2 separate regions of the Homo sapiens genome follow, and region 1 is linked to region 2. Evidence: read pairs that join two places in POLR2A ChIA-PET (ENCODE). Cell type or tissue: CD4-positive, alpha-beta T cell. All regions are shown on one strand.

Region 1 (8,000 bases), 110 kb after region 2:
ATTTGCCAGGCAAAACATTCAGCAGTATGGGGCAAAAATTACTATACTACCTGCGTCTGGAGCTGTTAAAACAAACAAACAAAAAATGTTATAAACATATAAAGAATAATAATTACGCATTCTTATGGTGTTCTTCTAGTTTGCTGGGTTGTTCTAGGCAATGTAGACTTTCAACCCACTTATTCTTCTTATGCTCATTCCCATTTTACAAATAAGGAGACTGAGGCACAGATAGGCACAGCCAGTAACTAGACTAAAATTCTGTGATTAGTATGCACCAAAGCCACATTTGGACCAGGCAATATGGCGCCAAAGCCTGTGGTTACAATCACTCTTCTAAACCTCTCTAAATCTTTGGAACAGTGATTGCATGTGGTAAATGCTTTCTTGGCATTTTTTTGTGAATTGGTGGAGATGAATTAGGCTTTATGGAAGTGTTTAAATTCATGGTTTGCAACTATTTTAAATAAGCAGGTTGGTAGTATCCTTAGGACTTGGGTCAGTTGAAACTTAATTTGTTCTGCTTCAAAGTCAAAAGAGTGCAAATTCAGAAAACTCTAGAATTTTCCCTCTGGACAGTAAGAAGGATGGCAACTCTGTGGCTTCCTAGAAGGTAACTTCCTAGAAAGGAAGTTTTACCATCTCTATTCTCTTTTCCATGGGAATACCCAATAACTTTCATCATCTTTTTCCTGAACTCATTAAAAAGTAGTCACGTAAGCTTTAAAATAGGTTTGTTTTCTTCCCTTTTTTCATGTTCTCTAGATTTTAAATATTATACAATGCTGAACAACTCAGGTCCTGCAGTATACATTTTGAAAAAATTATAAAATTAGCCAACAAAAAAATTCAATGATTCCTCCTTTACAGCAAAAGCTACCATAGGAGCTTATTTTCTACCAAGCTCATCAGTTCTGTGGTATCTGTCCCTCCTGCCATTGTTCAACTCTTTCCTTAGAACTCTGAGGGAGAGGTGAGCTTCCTCCCCGATCATTCCACACCCCAATCTATGACTCAGATGCTTGTCCTCTTGTTCCCAAGGGATTTTTTTAAAATCTTACCTTTTCCCTCTAAAACACAAAGCTCCTTCCTTCCTTCCTTCCCTCTTTCTTTCCTTCCTTCCTCCTCCCTCCCTCCCTCCCTAGCTTCCTTCGTTCCTAGCTTCCTTCCTTCCTAGCCTCCTTCTTTCTTAGCTTCCTTCCTTCCCTCCCTCCCTCCCTCCCTCCCTCCCTCCTTCCTTCCTTCCTTCCTTCCTTCCTTCCTCTTTCTCTTTTTTACTTGAAACAGGGTCTCACTCTGTCACCCAGGCTAGAGTGCAATGGCACTATCATGGCTCACTAAAGCCTTGAACGAACTCCTGGGCTCAAGCGATCCTCCTGCCTCAGCATCCCAAAGAGCTAGGATTACATGTGTGAGCCACTGTGCCCAGCTGCATCTTCAGTTTCTTTCCACTGCTCACTTCTGCTCTGTGGTTAAGGATGCAGAGTGTGTACTGATCTTAAAGAAATACTTACCTGATCCTGCTGCATCCCCAAGCCATCTGGACAAACTTCTCAAATAAACAGTCTACATTCATGGCCTTCATTTTCCCACTATTCCTCTTCATGTCTCTTGATCTATCCCTTACTACTTAGTCCACATTCATTTCTCTCTCCTCATCTTATTAAAATGTTTATTTTCTGTACCACATATTTTGCCAATTAATCAAGTAATTTTATATCTATTTAAGTACTTACTTTAACAGTCTTTTCTTAACCAAACTATTAATAAGCCATGAGGATAAACGTATTCTATCTTTTTTCAAACAGTTGCTAGCACTTACAAATTGTAGGTATACATGATTTAGTACTGAGTGGTTTATAAATATAATAATTTTATTCAGAATTACAGCAATATTAATAAATGTTCATTAAAAAAATTTTCTTGCCTGAGCTCCAAGATAATTTCTTTAATTCACCAAATATTTACTTAGCACTTACTGTGTTATTCAGTGTTCTAGGCACTAGAGACATCACAGTGAATAAAGCATGAAAAACTCCTGCCCTTATGAAGCTTATATTTTAACTGGGGGAGACATAGGAACAGATAATGAGTAAGCAATGCCATATGCTAGGTGGTAACAAGTGCCATGGAGCCTTCACAATGGAAAGCCAATGAACGATGTTAAGCAGAAAAGGACATGATTTGACTTATGTTTAAATGTGGTCGCCAGCCTGGGCATGGTGGCTTACACCTATAATCCCAGCACTTTGGGAGGCCAAGACAGGCAAATCACCTGAGGTCAGGAGTATGAGACCAGCCTGGCCAACATGGCAAAACCCTGTCTCTACTAAAAATACAAAAAAAAAAAAAAAAAATTAGCTGGGCGTGGTGGTGCACACCTATAGTGCCAGCTATCTGGGAGGCTGAGGCGGGAGAATCGCTTGAAACTGGGAGGCAGTGGTTGCAGTGAGCTGAGACTGCATCGCTGCACTCCAGCCTGAGCGACAGAGCAAGACTCCATCTCAAAATAAATAAATAAATAATAAATTAAAACAATTTTATCACTATATTATTAATGGTTTTCTATTGCTATGTAACAAATCACCACAAACTTAGTGACTTAACACAGCACACATGTATCAGCTTAGAGTTCTAAAAGTCAGCAGTCCAGCCCATTTTGCTGAGTTCTCTGTTCAAAGTATTGTGAGGTTAAAATCAAAGTTTTGGCTGGAATGAGTTGTCAGCTGGAGGCTCTGGGGAAAAATTACCTGCTCCCAGGCTCACACAGGTTGTTGGCAAAATTCAGTTCATTGAGGTTGTGAGAGTGAAGTTCTCATTTACTTGTTGACTATAAGCCAGGGCTGCTCTCACCTCCTAGAGATGACCCACATTCCTGGCCATATGGCCCCTCCATCTTCCAAGTCAGCAATGGCATGTTAAATCCTTCTCATGCCTGGGATTCCTGACTGCCTGTTCTGTGACTAGCCAGAGAAACTCTGCTTTTAAACAGTTCATGTGATTCAGTCAGGCCCAAGCAGGTAATCTCCCTTTCTTAAAGCCAACTGTGCATCATAACGAAACTTAACTACAGGAAGAAAATTCATCATATCCACAATCTCAGAGATTAGTACACAGGAGCGGAGGAGAGGGTTCTTGGGGGTCACCTTAGCATTCTGCCTACCACAATCACCTTGTCTGTTGTGTTGAGAATACACCATAGGGAAGTAAGAAAAAAAAAAAGAGAGATGTTGGCAATAATTTAGGGGAAGGGCAATTGTGTCTTTGACCAGGGTAGTAGGAGATGAGGTGGTGAGGTAGGGTCAAACTCTGAGAGAATATGAAGATACAGATGATAAAACTGCCGACACATTGGATGTGACTTGTGGATGAAAGAGAGGAGTTGAGGAGAACTTGCATGGATATTGGCCTCAGTAACTACAAAAATAGAATTGCCATTTGCTGAAATAAGATGTACTAAGGGAAGACAAAGAGTTTTGGAAGATGTCAGTATGAGATGCCAATATCACATCCAAATGGAGATGTCCAGTAAGCAGTTGTATACTGCACCTAGAGCTCAGGAAAAGGTCTGGTTTGCAGGTAAAATTGGAAAGTTGCCAAGTTGTAAATGGTATTTGAGGCCATGGGAGTGGATGAGGTCATCTAAGGTGAAAAAGGAAAAGGTCTTAGGATGGAGCCCCAGAGTAGTCCAAGGTGAGAAGTTGAAGACATCAGGAAGAATACCTAAGGAGGCTGGGAAAGACTGCACAGTGAGGTAGAAGGACAACCAGGAGAGAGTGAGAGCCCCGAGGGGAGGTGGAGAAGAAGGATGACTAATTGACAGGCACACGAGACACAGAGTGAGAAGCAACTCCCAATCTGCAACACAGAGATTAGGGACCTTGACAAGAATACAGCTGTTTTAGTGGTGTGGTGGGGATAACCCTTATTCCAGGAGGCTTAAGAGAAAAAAAGGGAGAGGGGTAACAGACAGTGATAATAGAAACTCTTTAAGAAGTTTTGTGGTAAAGAGAGCAGAGAAAGGGAGTGGTAGGTTGGCAGGGATGAGGGTGGAAAAAGACAGTTTCCTTCTTATTTTTTAAGAATATGAGACACTACTGTATGTTCATGATCAAATAGAGATGGAAAAAATGATGTTGCCACATGCAAGGGGACAGCTGGAGCCTAATCTTTCAGTAGGCAAAAGGGATGGGACCCAGGGCACAAACAAAGGGCCTGGTCTTGGGTAGGAGCCTGAGCATTCATTCCTCTAACTTGGGAGGGGAGCCGATACAGGTGAATGCACTGATGAGCCGGTGAGAATTGAAGTTCTCTTCTAATGGTTTCAGTTTTCTTATCAAAACAGGAAGCCAGGTCCTTAGCTATGAATGAGCATATGGAGGAGGTGTTGGAAGTTTGAGTGGAGAGGAGATACCTGGAATAGTTCACCAGAAAAGCAAGCGAGTGAGCAGACAGGGAAAATAGGGCCAGATTGCCAGGAAGGAATAAGGGTCCACTGGCTGCTGGGTTCTGGGTTCTCCTTTCAGTACAGCCAAACCCTTTTCATTTTAAGAAAATCATTACCATGCAGAGTAATTTTTTCGCTGGAAATTTTAAAACAAAGATTTGAGTCATCAATTAGATTTTTTTTGCCCATGTTAGATTAAATTATAGCTTCTGGACCTTGTGAGGTTATTTTGTTTGCTTTTGTTATTTACTATTTTATTTTTATGGCCATTAATTATTTTAAGTCCTACTTTCCTGGGTTAACTTTAGCAGATCTAAGTTTTACCATTTTTTAAAAATTTTGCCCATCTTATTTTATGTTGACTATTTCTACCACTTTCTGCTATTATGAACTGGATGAAATGTGACAGTTTATGTGGATTTTCTAGAGGTAAATTGTCAGTAATTCCCCTCAGATGTTTCTTACCTGCTCTATTATCTCAGATTTATATTTTAACATTGCAATTCAATTATTTTCTCCTCTTGATCACTTTGGATGCCAAAAGAAAGAAAGGGCTGAGGTCAAAATGTCCTTGAGATCAGAAAGGCAGCAACAAAGCACACTGATTTGCAATAAACCCAGTTAGGAAAGAAAGTGAGGAGAAGGAAAGGAGAGAATTACAGCTCCAGATTTTTGGAGATCAGAGCTGGCTTGATGTCTGTCCTCTTTTGTTGAAAAATTAAATCTTTCTAACGTAATGAAAAGAGAGCAATAACCAAATACACGATATGCCTACATAGGCCGTCTCCCCGATTTCTGTCTTTCAGAATTTTCAATTCAACTTAGGTATTTGCCCTTCTCCTTCCATGTGCTAGCAAAAGAAGATACTTTCCAACCTGAGAAAGGTGAGTCTTGAGTAGTCTGGTTCAATCACGGCAATTCATTCTCCTTGCCGGTGATTGGTTTGGATATGGACAAGTGACACAAATGTCGCCAGTAAGATCTGAAAGTTTGCATCTGGTCAGAGGACTTATGGAAATGGTTTTCCTCCCTGATACAGCAGAACATGAATGAGGAAGAGCATCCTCTTCTGCCCTGTGAATGAGCTGTATGAGCAAGTGCTGGGTTGAGCTGCAGAAGCCATGCTCAACCATGAGATGACATACTGGAGATCAAAAGACAAAACTCCAAGGATGGCAGAGCTGAAAGGTGGAAAGGCCCCATGTTCTTGATGTGTTCAGGCCATTACATTAACAAACCCAAGAACCACTTTACTTCTGCACTTCCAATTATAAAAGATGCTAATGACAATACAGTAATAAAACGCTATCATTCAAATAACTTTTGGCCAGGTATTGGGTTCCTTGAAGCCCAAAACATCCTGATACAATCCTCATACAGCATCAGGGGGCTGTAAGTCAGTGAGGATGGACACGGAGGTGCACTGCATGCCTCAGAGCCAGTTTGGGGGCTGAAGGATTGGAAGGATAATATTAAGACCCATTAATTATTAATGCTTTATGCTTGGTTGTTTATGTAGAAACTTCCTGGGGCAGCATTTATCATTTGGTCACTAGTGCTTCCATAGCACTTTGATCATTTACTAGAAGGGCACTTAGCTCTTTTGATTGTAGTTAATGTTTATGTGTCTTTTAATGCTGTCAATTATTTGAGGACAAAGGCCATATCTATTGTCTTTCTATCCCTAGGGACCCACAAAGTACCTGGCATATAGAAAATCCTCAATAAATATTTGCCAAGTTGGAGAATTACCTTCTGTCAACAAATCTGTGCTGGGTGAATATGAAGTAGGAGGTGTTCCTGAGCACATCCTTGAAAGGGGAAGGCTGATCCAATAGGAAAGGGGAGTTAAGCCAGAGGAACCTCTGCAGACAAGCTCTGATAAAAAGGAAACAGCCAGGAGGCAAGAGAAATTCTTTACTTAAGCTATCTAGCCAGCTGTCCAAGGAGCCATCCTTACCTTCTCTCCTTCCCTCACTCTTCACATGCCTGCACATTGTCTTACCTCCAAAATACATCCTGCGTTTCTTTTTTTTTTTTAAACTTATTTTCACCTCCAGTGCTACCATCCTTCTCCAAGCCACCATCATTGATCACCTGGACAAACCACACCAACCCCAAACTACTATCCACACAAGAGTCAGAGGCATATTTTTGAAATGTGAAAAGATCATGTCACATTCATGCTGAAATCCTCCAGGAGCTCAAAATCATACTTGGAATAAGAGAGAAACTCCTTTCTGTGTCTGCCGGTCCTCTCTATCCCACTTGATTTCTGTCATAGCATTTATTACCATCTGAAATTATTTCTGCACTTGCCTATAATTTGCCTGCTCTATGAACTGTAAAGGTCCAGTGGAACAGGGACATTATCTATACTGCTTAGGGCTAGATCTTAGCTCATTTTGTATTGCTATAAAGGAATATCTGAGGCTAGTAATTTATCTTTTTAAAAGATTATTTGGATCATGATTCTGGTGACTGGAAAGTTCAATATTGGGCATTTACATCTGATGATGGTCTCAGGCTGCTTCTACTTATAGCAGAAGGTGAAGGGGAGGCTGGCATGTGCAGAGATCACATGGTGAGAAAGAAAGCAAGAAAGAGGGAGGTGCTAGGCTCTTTTTAATAATCAGCTGTTACGGAAACGAATAGAGCAAGAACTCACTCACCCCTGTGGGAGGGCTCTGATCCCATTATGCAGATACCTTCCATTAGGCCTCACCTCCAACACTGGAGATCAAATTTCAACATGAGGTTTGGAGGGGACAAATACGCAATCATAGCAGGCCATATCCCCCATACCTTCAATAACACTTGACATGCAGTAAGCATTCAATATATGTTTTTGAATTGAAAAATATTGTATTTAGCCACTGTTGGACCTTGGCCCTGAAGAGGTTTTAAATCTCATACTGAAAGAGTTTTATGCCTGGAATCAAATAATGGAAGAATATAATAGAGAAATAAGAGTCATCCATGAAACTTATGGACATGAGTTTGAGCAGGGTGGGCTTTAGAACAACTGAGGAAAACAAGAAAAGAGGGTTCCAGCCTCACAGAAATGGTATTAGGCCACAGAGGCCACTAAGCTCAGTTTTGGGGTCCCCAGTTTTAAGAAGTCAGGGAAGGGGTGGATGATAAGACCTGCTTGATACTCACCTCTCCTACTCCCTCTACCTCAGTTATACATCCTGAGCCACCATGGCTCCTAGAGTGCCATGAATAAAATCTCTAGTGGCTTTGGCTCTGCCTTACATTACCTCCTCTTCTAGGACCCTGAACTCATAGGTCTACTTTCTTCCTCACTGAACCAAATAATTAAGAAATGTGCACATTAATGCCCCCAGTTAAAGAAAGCACATAGTTTATCTTTAAATTTGTAAAAGCTTCCTAGGAAGTTATAATTTTGAAGAACAATATAAAACAATACAATGCTTGGCAAATAATAAAACAGTTAGTTCTAATTTCATGGTTTCAGGTTACTCTCAAATTGAGAGACACACCCTCTTTTGGAGGTCATAATGGAGCTGTGAAGACTAAAGTTAAAAAT
Region 2 (8,000 bases):
ACCATAATGATGTATTTTGTTTAGATGTCTGTCTCTGATTCTAAACTGAAAGAAGCCTCTGATTTATCTTTGTATCTCAGTTCTAGCACAGTGGTCAATGTGTCAATATGCTATTTGTAAATTTCAATACATTTTCCAATAGTAAATAGTAAATATTAATATCATTTTATTTAATACAGGTATTGATTAATAACACAGATTTTTCAACAAGTCTGTCAGAGTTTAAATCCCATCTCTACCACGTACTAGCTTTGGGATCTTGGGCAAGTTACTGGATCTCTCTGTGCCTCAATTTTCTTATCTGTGTCATCTTTAGAGTGTTGTGAAGAAAAAAAAAATGAGTTAAAATATTTAAAGCACTTAAAATGGTTTTAAGTGATTTATGAGTATTATTATTATTTATTATAGGCCACTCAGCTCCTCTGTTTATAATTAGGGCTTTCCTAGTAGCATCTGTAAGACCTAATTTGATCAAGTATTCATTAATCCAGTTCATAACTATGCACATTCTTTACTTTATACAGCCCACTAGAGATGATCGTGGCTGGTTTGTTACGCCTTTAGGTCCAAACCCATGGTGGACAGTAATAGCTGCTATAATTCCAGCTCTGCTTTGTACTATTCTAATTTTTATGGACCAACAGATTACAGCTGTCATCATCAACAGGAAAGAGCATAAGCTAAAGGTATATTTTAACATCCATTTTAATGTAAATAATTATGACAACTGATATCAACTGATGTTCATTTGACTTCTATATTCTGTATTCATTTGCACAGTGAAATATATAAAATAATGTTTTTAGATGTATAATTTTTATTGTCTTACAAGATACTTGGTCTTACAATGAGATGAGAATTTACTTATTTGTAGCACTTGGCTGAGCTCACGTCTGAGAACTCACCTCCAAGGCATAAAATAAAAAACTGTCAAAGTTTTAACTTTTCCATACTTAACATATTTTAATGAAATAACAATCTGTTCTGGTGAAGTACAACCATACCAACTTGTCTTACATCTGAGATTCCTCTATTCCTCTATTTAACCCTAAATGTATCTATTACATTGAATTCATTATCAGAATAAATTACAACTTCAACTATTTCTCATTTTCTTTAATTATTTTTCTGTCTGCCTGTAACAACAAAATCCAGACATAAACGTCACAGTTTAGAAGTGACATCTTTGAGTTTTATTGCAGATTTCACTGTCTCTTTTATAAAAAGAATAACTATAGATGTGTCTTAGTTACATTCTGACCTTGCCATTTTGCAATTGTGAATAATCGAAATTGTTCACTGGTATGCAATTTGCCTGAGATATGTAATGTAAGCACTGTCACTTACTTACAGGAATATGTTAAATAAAATCGATGAAATCATTAAATGGTTAAAAATAATCTGCATCAAACCTTGTAAAAACATAACATGCACAATCTTGTTTTTGTTTTGGTATCGTGGGGTAGTTGCCAGCTATTTTCACATACCCTTTAAACTCTAGGAGAAAAAATCATTGTCAGAGCAACAGAAATCATGCTTTATAGAATTTTTTTATAGGAATGTTAGAAAGATGAAAAATATCTCTGATTAAACTCTGATGCAATATATTGGGTCAATGCAAAAGTAATTGCAGTTTTTGCCATTACTTTTAATAATAATAATTACATAAATGTAAGAAAGCACACTTATTTGCAATAAATCTTATGAAGAAGGAATTTTGAGTATATGGTGGAGAGAATGTGTGTCTATCTTAAAGCAAAGGACATTTTTCATTCTCTTTGTAGAACGTAAGTTAAGAATTCTCACAACTTTATGTATTTTATTAAATGATACATTTTAAAAAATCAACTAAAAAACCTGTTTTAGGAAGAAAGTAAGCCATATAATTATTATTTACCTTTCAAAAAGATTTTTTTAGCCTTTATAATTAGGCAGAAATTCTAGTGTGTTCACTGAAAAATTATCCTCTGTAAGGGCCATCAGTTAAATGGATTCAGGCAGCATTTTTTTCTTATTGTAAGTGGAATCATATTAAAACAAAGTGTGGAAGTGAAATGTGTGCTGAGATTGATATTACCTTCCTGGCCATTCTGAATCTTTGCCCTTTCAACCTTATAAATCACATGACACTTGCTCTTACTCCTTGTTCTTCATGAGCCCTTGACATTCACAGCCTTTGTAAAGCTCCACATTGACAAATACACTAATTTCCCCCTTCACATATACTGTGGAATAACAAAAATGTAGTAAAGCATTCTTTAAGTGGTCCTTTCAAGTACTTGCATTTATAGAATTAAATGCAGAACTAGAACTATTTTTGTCACTGAAATAAACCTGAGGCTACATTACTAAATCTGTTTTATTGTGCAAATAAATGATTATGTAGTCAAAAGTTGTGTATTTTTGCCCCTTACTACTCTGGATTTAGTAAATGATACAGCAAATCTGGCTTAATCATAAACTCTGCTATATGGCCACAGGCAGAAGAGTCAGCCTGTTCTTGGCCACTGTGAATCTGAACTCTCCATCCTCCTTCTTAGATATGAATACTTTTAAAGCAAATTTCTTCCAGTGAAGATGTATTTCATCTACATTGAACCCCTATTGGGCCTATAACTCTTGTCTCCTATAAGCTTCTATAGAGTGTGGTCTGATGCTACTGGTTTTCCCGTTAACAACAACAAAATCACCTTCTCAGAATGTTATTTACTCAGAGTAACGGTTTGTTCCATAGTCCTTCTCCCCGCCTGTTGCTTCATTGAAATGTTTGCAAAGTCTCCTGGCTTTGACTTGAACCACATTTTCACTAAAAGATGTGTTTCTTGAGTATATCACCAGACCACAAGCTAACCACTTGTGAAAGCATTTTCAGCTTTTACTAATTTTCTTTTCTCACTTGAAAACCCATTTTTGCCTTGGTTGGAGCATTCCCCGAAATTGTTTAATGAATCATGTTTTGTAGTTTATGTATCAAACACTTGGTAGACTCCACATCATGTATCTAAGTCTACATACACCCAAGTCAACTCAGAATTCCTCATTTCATTCTTTATCTCTCCCAAACATATTTTAGATCTTTTTACTTTTTCTTCACCTCTATTGCCAGAACTAGTAGCTGGTTTTCTTTTAGATGATATTTCTCCTGCTGATAAAAATGTTTTTATTGGCCAGGCACAGTGGCTCACGCCTGTAATCCCAGCACTTTGGGAGGCCGAGACAGGTGGATCACGAGGTCAGGAGTTAGAGACCAGCCTGGCCAACATGGTGAAACCCCATCTCTACTAAAAACACAAAGATTAGCTGGGCGTAGTGGCGGGCACCTGTAATCCCAGCTACTCAGGAGGCTGAGGCAGGAGAATCGTCTGAACCTGGAAGGCAGAGGTTGCAGTGAGATGAGATCATGCCATTGCACCCTGGCCTGGGCGACAGGGTGAGACTCCGTCTCAAAAAAAAAAAATGTTTTTATCATTTCATGAGTGTCACTATTTACACAATAAAGCTGTGTTGCACTGCATAGGTGACTTACTACTCCCGAAGAATGGGGGAGCTCAAAATCAGTAAACCTCGAACTCATTGCATCCTATGATCCTTTGGATGGCTCCAGAGTGAAAGAAGAGGCAAATACAAAAATTTGAGAATGTGAAGTATCATGTATATTATACATAAATGTACATATAAATCCATACTCTCTCTAGCATTTGTTTGTTTGTTTCTCCCTTAGAGAAGTGGATTAGGCATAAGTTAACTGAATCCTTTTGAAAAGCATTAAAAATATCTACTTGGGTTTTTTAAAGCACATTCTCTAAATGTGAAAAGAGAGATAAAATCTTATAAAAAAGAAAGTTTCTGTTAAGATACAACTGTGGGCTTTTCTACATGTTTCTGTAGACAGTTCAGGCTTCTTTTGACATCATTTTTAATAAACAGCAATACAATCCCGGATCACTTGAGTAAATGAATGCATTTGCAACATTCATTTGGCACCATATTCTCTTGATGATTATGGCATTTGATATGTTCTTTTTTGCCCTCTTTGTCAGCCTGGTTCTTCATGTCAATCTATAGTCTTTTATGTGGTTAACTTGACAGATGCAGGAAATTGCTGCCAAGCTTTGAAATGAATTTTTTCAGCAGTGGCATCTGGGTATCAGATGGTCCTCTTGGCTGGCCTCTTGTCTTGCTGCATGTTGGTTTTAGTGGGGTCTGGTGTAGCATCACCTGTTGCTATGCTCCCTTTTCCTCCCATATGTCCATTTCCTGTGATTCATGGATGAATGTGAGAATAAAAGCTCTAGCTCTGTCTTTATTTGAGAAAAAAATCTACAGAAATATGTTAGAAGGTGTAGAGTTCTCTGTCTGACAAAGGGATACTTCTCTTTGGCTGGCATGCCTATCAGCTAATAATTTTGTTACAAAGTCCAAGTTTTTAAAGACATTTTAAATGAAAGGCAAGAAGGATACTGGTTAGTTAGGGGAAGAGCAAGAACTGCTTTATTTATTTCCTTTGGTTTACATTAAATCAAGATGCTGCCATTGTTGTACAGCATAATTAGGGGAAATTATATTTTTGTTTTTGTTATATATTTATATATTACAAAACTAGCTTTATAAATTTAGAAAAGAAATTATTTCCTCTGAAAGAATTATTTTGCCTACTTCCTGCAATTCAGAATCCCACTGTTTACATTTGTATCATATTTTTAAAACATTCAATAAGAGCTATTGGAAATCACTATCGCGACAAAGATCTCCCTCATATTATTGAGATGTAGTGAATGTGGACTCTGAGAAAGTCCAGGTGTGCTAAAAAGTACAAGCCTGACTCTCAAGGCCCCCTGTCTTCTGCCCTCCTCTGATGCTCATCTCACAGCCACCAGCTCCTCTTCCATCTTTTGATTTCTCTTAGCAGTACCATAATTTTGCAAAATAGCTCCAAGGGGGCACCATTCACATTGTACTCCCTCAGAGGCAGAGGCTTAAGTATGAGGTCCTTCCCTGTTCTACATCCTTCTCACTCCAGAGTTGCTAGGACAAAACACTTCTCAAACTGCTTAAGACATTGTCCTTTAAAGGGACCAAAATCTGAGTTCTATTCTATGGAATTACATCTTCCAAAATGTTTTGCAAAAGGGCCAAGGGATGATATTATGGTCCTGGCAAAACTGTTTCCTATGCTTTTTTGGTTATGCTGACACCAGGCAGTTTCTCTTCCTACTCTTCAACTCTTACTAATCAAATTCTTTCTTGAGTTACTTGCAAAGAAAAGTTTCCAGAGTCATATTCATTCAGGAAATTGAGTTAGATATTTTGGTAAATTGTAGTATTGCCCCAGTAAGCTGAATCAATGAAGGGTACCATTGCTTTGGTGTCAACATAGGAGGAACAGGTCCTTAGGCACATAACTCTCATTGTCTCCTCACTATCATCTCTTGCACTTTTATAATTTGGAAAGGATGAGCAGAAAGGAAAGAAAGTACAACTGACTTTAAGAACCTTCTTACTAAGAAAACAAGAAAACAAAATCACAGAGAAAAGACTACCATGACAAATATGCAACAAATACTCAGTGTGTTTCACACTCCAGGCTATAAGAGCTCTCATACTGACTACAAACTGCTTGAAGTTATATAAAACTACCTCTAAAAAAGACTATTATTCTCCTAGAAGAATTGGTAATTTCTGCTCATGGTCATAATAACAAATTTAACTGCTGTATTTATTTTAAAATTACACTTACTAAATTTGATTCTGAAATGTTTGATGCGTATTTTATTTTCAAAAAAGTCAATTTGTAACTTTTATTGATTGCTTATTGTGTGCCAATGATTGTGCTAAAAACTAGAGGAAATACTGAGAAATTATATAAGTTATCTGATCTTAAGAAACATATTAATAGTTTTATTAAGGAGCCTTGAAACCTAATGAGTACAAAAGAAACATTTATTGTTTAACCACTAGAATATAATAGTACCTAACATTTTCTGATTGCTTTCTATTCAACAGATATTATTCCAAATGATTTACAACATCAACTAATTTAATTATCACAACAGCCCAGTGAGGTGCCTTCTACTATCATCATCATCGTTTTTCAGATAGGGAAAAAGAGGCACAAGAGCTTAAGTGATTTATTGGTTGAGCTAGCATTTCATTCCAGGCAGTCTGACTCCAGAACTTATATTCTTAACCACTTTATTATACTGCCTCTCATAAAGCAGTCACTAAAAATTAAAAATAAAAGGTGGAACATAAAATAGGCCATCCCTTTGGCTGCTTCTGAGGCTCTACACTTCGATTCCTGCAGGGTATGGAGGGAGTGCTCTTCCCCATCTTTGATTTCCCTCCTCAGAGAGCACCCTGTCTGTGCAAGAGGGCAGTTTTCACACACCCCATTGCACCTATTTTTCCTCCTTTACATTTCCTACCTGGTCCTAGGAGGCACTTAGTTTGCAACACCTGGAGATCAGTGACAGTGGAGTAGCATAACAGAGGAAATAGAAAACAAAAAACCGTGATTTCTAAGGAGGGGCTTAATTTGTCTAGTGCTGAAACTGAAGCAAATTAGAACAAGATAGCACTATATTAAGGAGAAAATGACTATACAGGGGAGCTTAGGCTCCATGATATTATTTTTTCTAATAGAAGTCACCCAATGAGACAAACGAGGGCAATTGGAAACTGAGTGTTTGTTTAAGAGTTACTCCAGGAGATCTGATATGAAGGGCTTGTTGAGTATCATCAGGAAGTGGTTTCTATTCGCAATCAGGCCACCCTTAGCCCTGTTATTGACACAGTTTCTTTCTCTCTTTCTTTCTTTTTTAAACAGAAAGGTTGTGGGTACCATCTGGACCTATTAATGGTGGCTGTCATGCTCGGTGTATGCTCCATCATGGGCCTGCCATGGTTTGTGGCTGCCACAGTCCTCTCCATCACTCATGTCAATAGCCTAAAACTGGAATCAGAATGCTCAGCTCCAGGAGAACAACCCAAATTTCTCGGCATTCGGGAGCAAAGGGTTACTGGGCTTATGATTTTTATTCTTATGGGTTCATCAGTCTTTATGACCAGTATTCTGAAGGTAACAAAATCTGTCTTTATGAACTTGAGAGAAAGAATACATTTATCATCATTTAAAATTTTCATTTGAATCTGAGCCATAAATTTGCAAATATTGTGTGGCATGTGATGAAAGTGATGAATTTCTGAACCATGTTTATATAATTCTTCATAACCTAAGGGAGGGAAATTACGTCCTATATTTTAAAACCCTTAAATACATAAAAATTTAGTCTGGCAAAGTAAAATTTGATGAGTAAATTATTGTAACAATTTTGAATCGGTGATCAAGCTATGGGAAAAAGTCACTCATTGTTTCTGACTGACTTGTGACCCGAATCCATTACAGGCATTCATAAAGATTCTATTTTCTTGTCAGTGGATAAATATATTAGCAGTTAATATTACTTACTATTAATAAGAGATAGAGGTGAAGGGATGAGCCTGGTTATAGTCACATACGCAGTTTTCCATTTTAAGTGCTCTGTAAAACCACTGTCTGGACATCATCATTGCATATAGTGATTTTTTTTTCACACAAAACTTGAAATCTATTTTTAAGAGGATTAACTAGTAATTATTTTGTCATGTAATTTTGTCAGATATTTCCAAGGTGTGTCAATTGCGCTATAAATTACAACACATTTTATTTGCCTATAATTTGACATTTTAATTAAATTATTTAATGATTTACACTAGTTTACTTGTATTTGATCATTAACACAAGTACCTTTGCAAGAATTAATCTCTGTTATATAAGTAATTATGTTATAGACATAAGATGATGTGAACTATTCCAATAAAAAGAGAAAATCTGAATTATCCATATATTTACAAATACCTGGTATAATACAGGAAACACATCTAAATGTTAGCTTCATTTTTAATCCACCTTTAATCCAAATATCTTATCTTTGTAAAGCAAAATTCAAGTTGTCTCCAAA

Evidence for each region. ChIA-PET counts read pairs that join two places held together with the same protein. Peaks named below come from ENCODE experiments on the same cell type or tissue, not always from the same donor. Only the 100,000 strongest peaks of a DNase experiment are listed, where the experiment ranks them.
Region 1: POLR2A ChIA-PET joins it to region 2 with 5 read pairs; 2 of 35 experiments call an interaction of 5 or more read pairs at or near these places.

The regions. Positions count from the first base shown.
Region 1 is chr2:162,059,776-162,067,775 of GRCh38, forward strand. All of the region lies in intron 2 of DPP4 (dipeptidyl peptidase 4), which reads right to left. Among named protein-coding and RNA genes, the nearest start is that of DPP4, 10 kb to the right of the region's middle. RefSeq lists an enhancer at 4,313-4,382 and a silencer at 6,044-6,338. In CD4-positive, alpha-beta T cell, no CTCF peak of the experiment used is centred here; a DNase peak (open chromatin) is centred at 4,316; H3K4me3 peaks cover 955 bases; H3K27ac peaks cover 2,825 bases.
Region 2 is chr2:161,950,163-161,958,162 of GRCh38, forward strand. SLC4A10 (solute carrier family 4 member 10) reads left to right here. Exons shown (of 27, transcript NM_001178015.2): 19 at 525-686; 20 at 6,827-7,078. Among named protein-coding and RNA genes, the nearest start is that of DPP4, 120 kb to the right of the region's middle. In CD4-positive, alpha-beta T cell, no CTCF peak of the experiment used is centred here; DNase peaks (open chromatin) are centred at 2,829, 4,109 and 6,759; H3K27ac peaks cover 2,831 bases.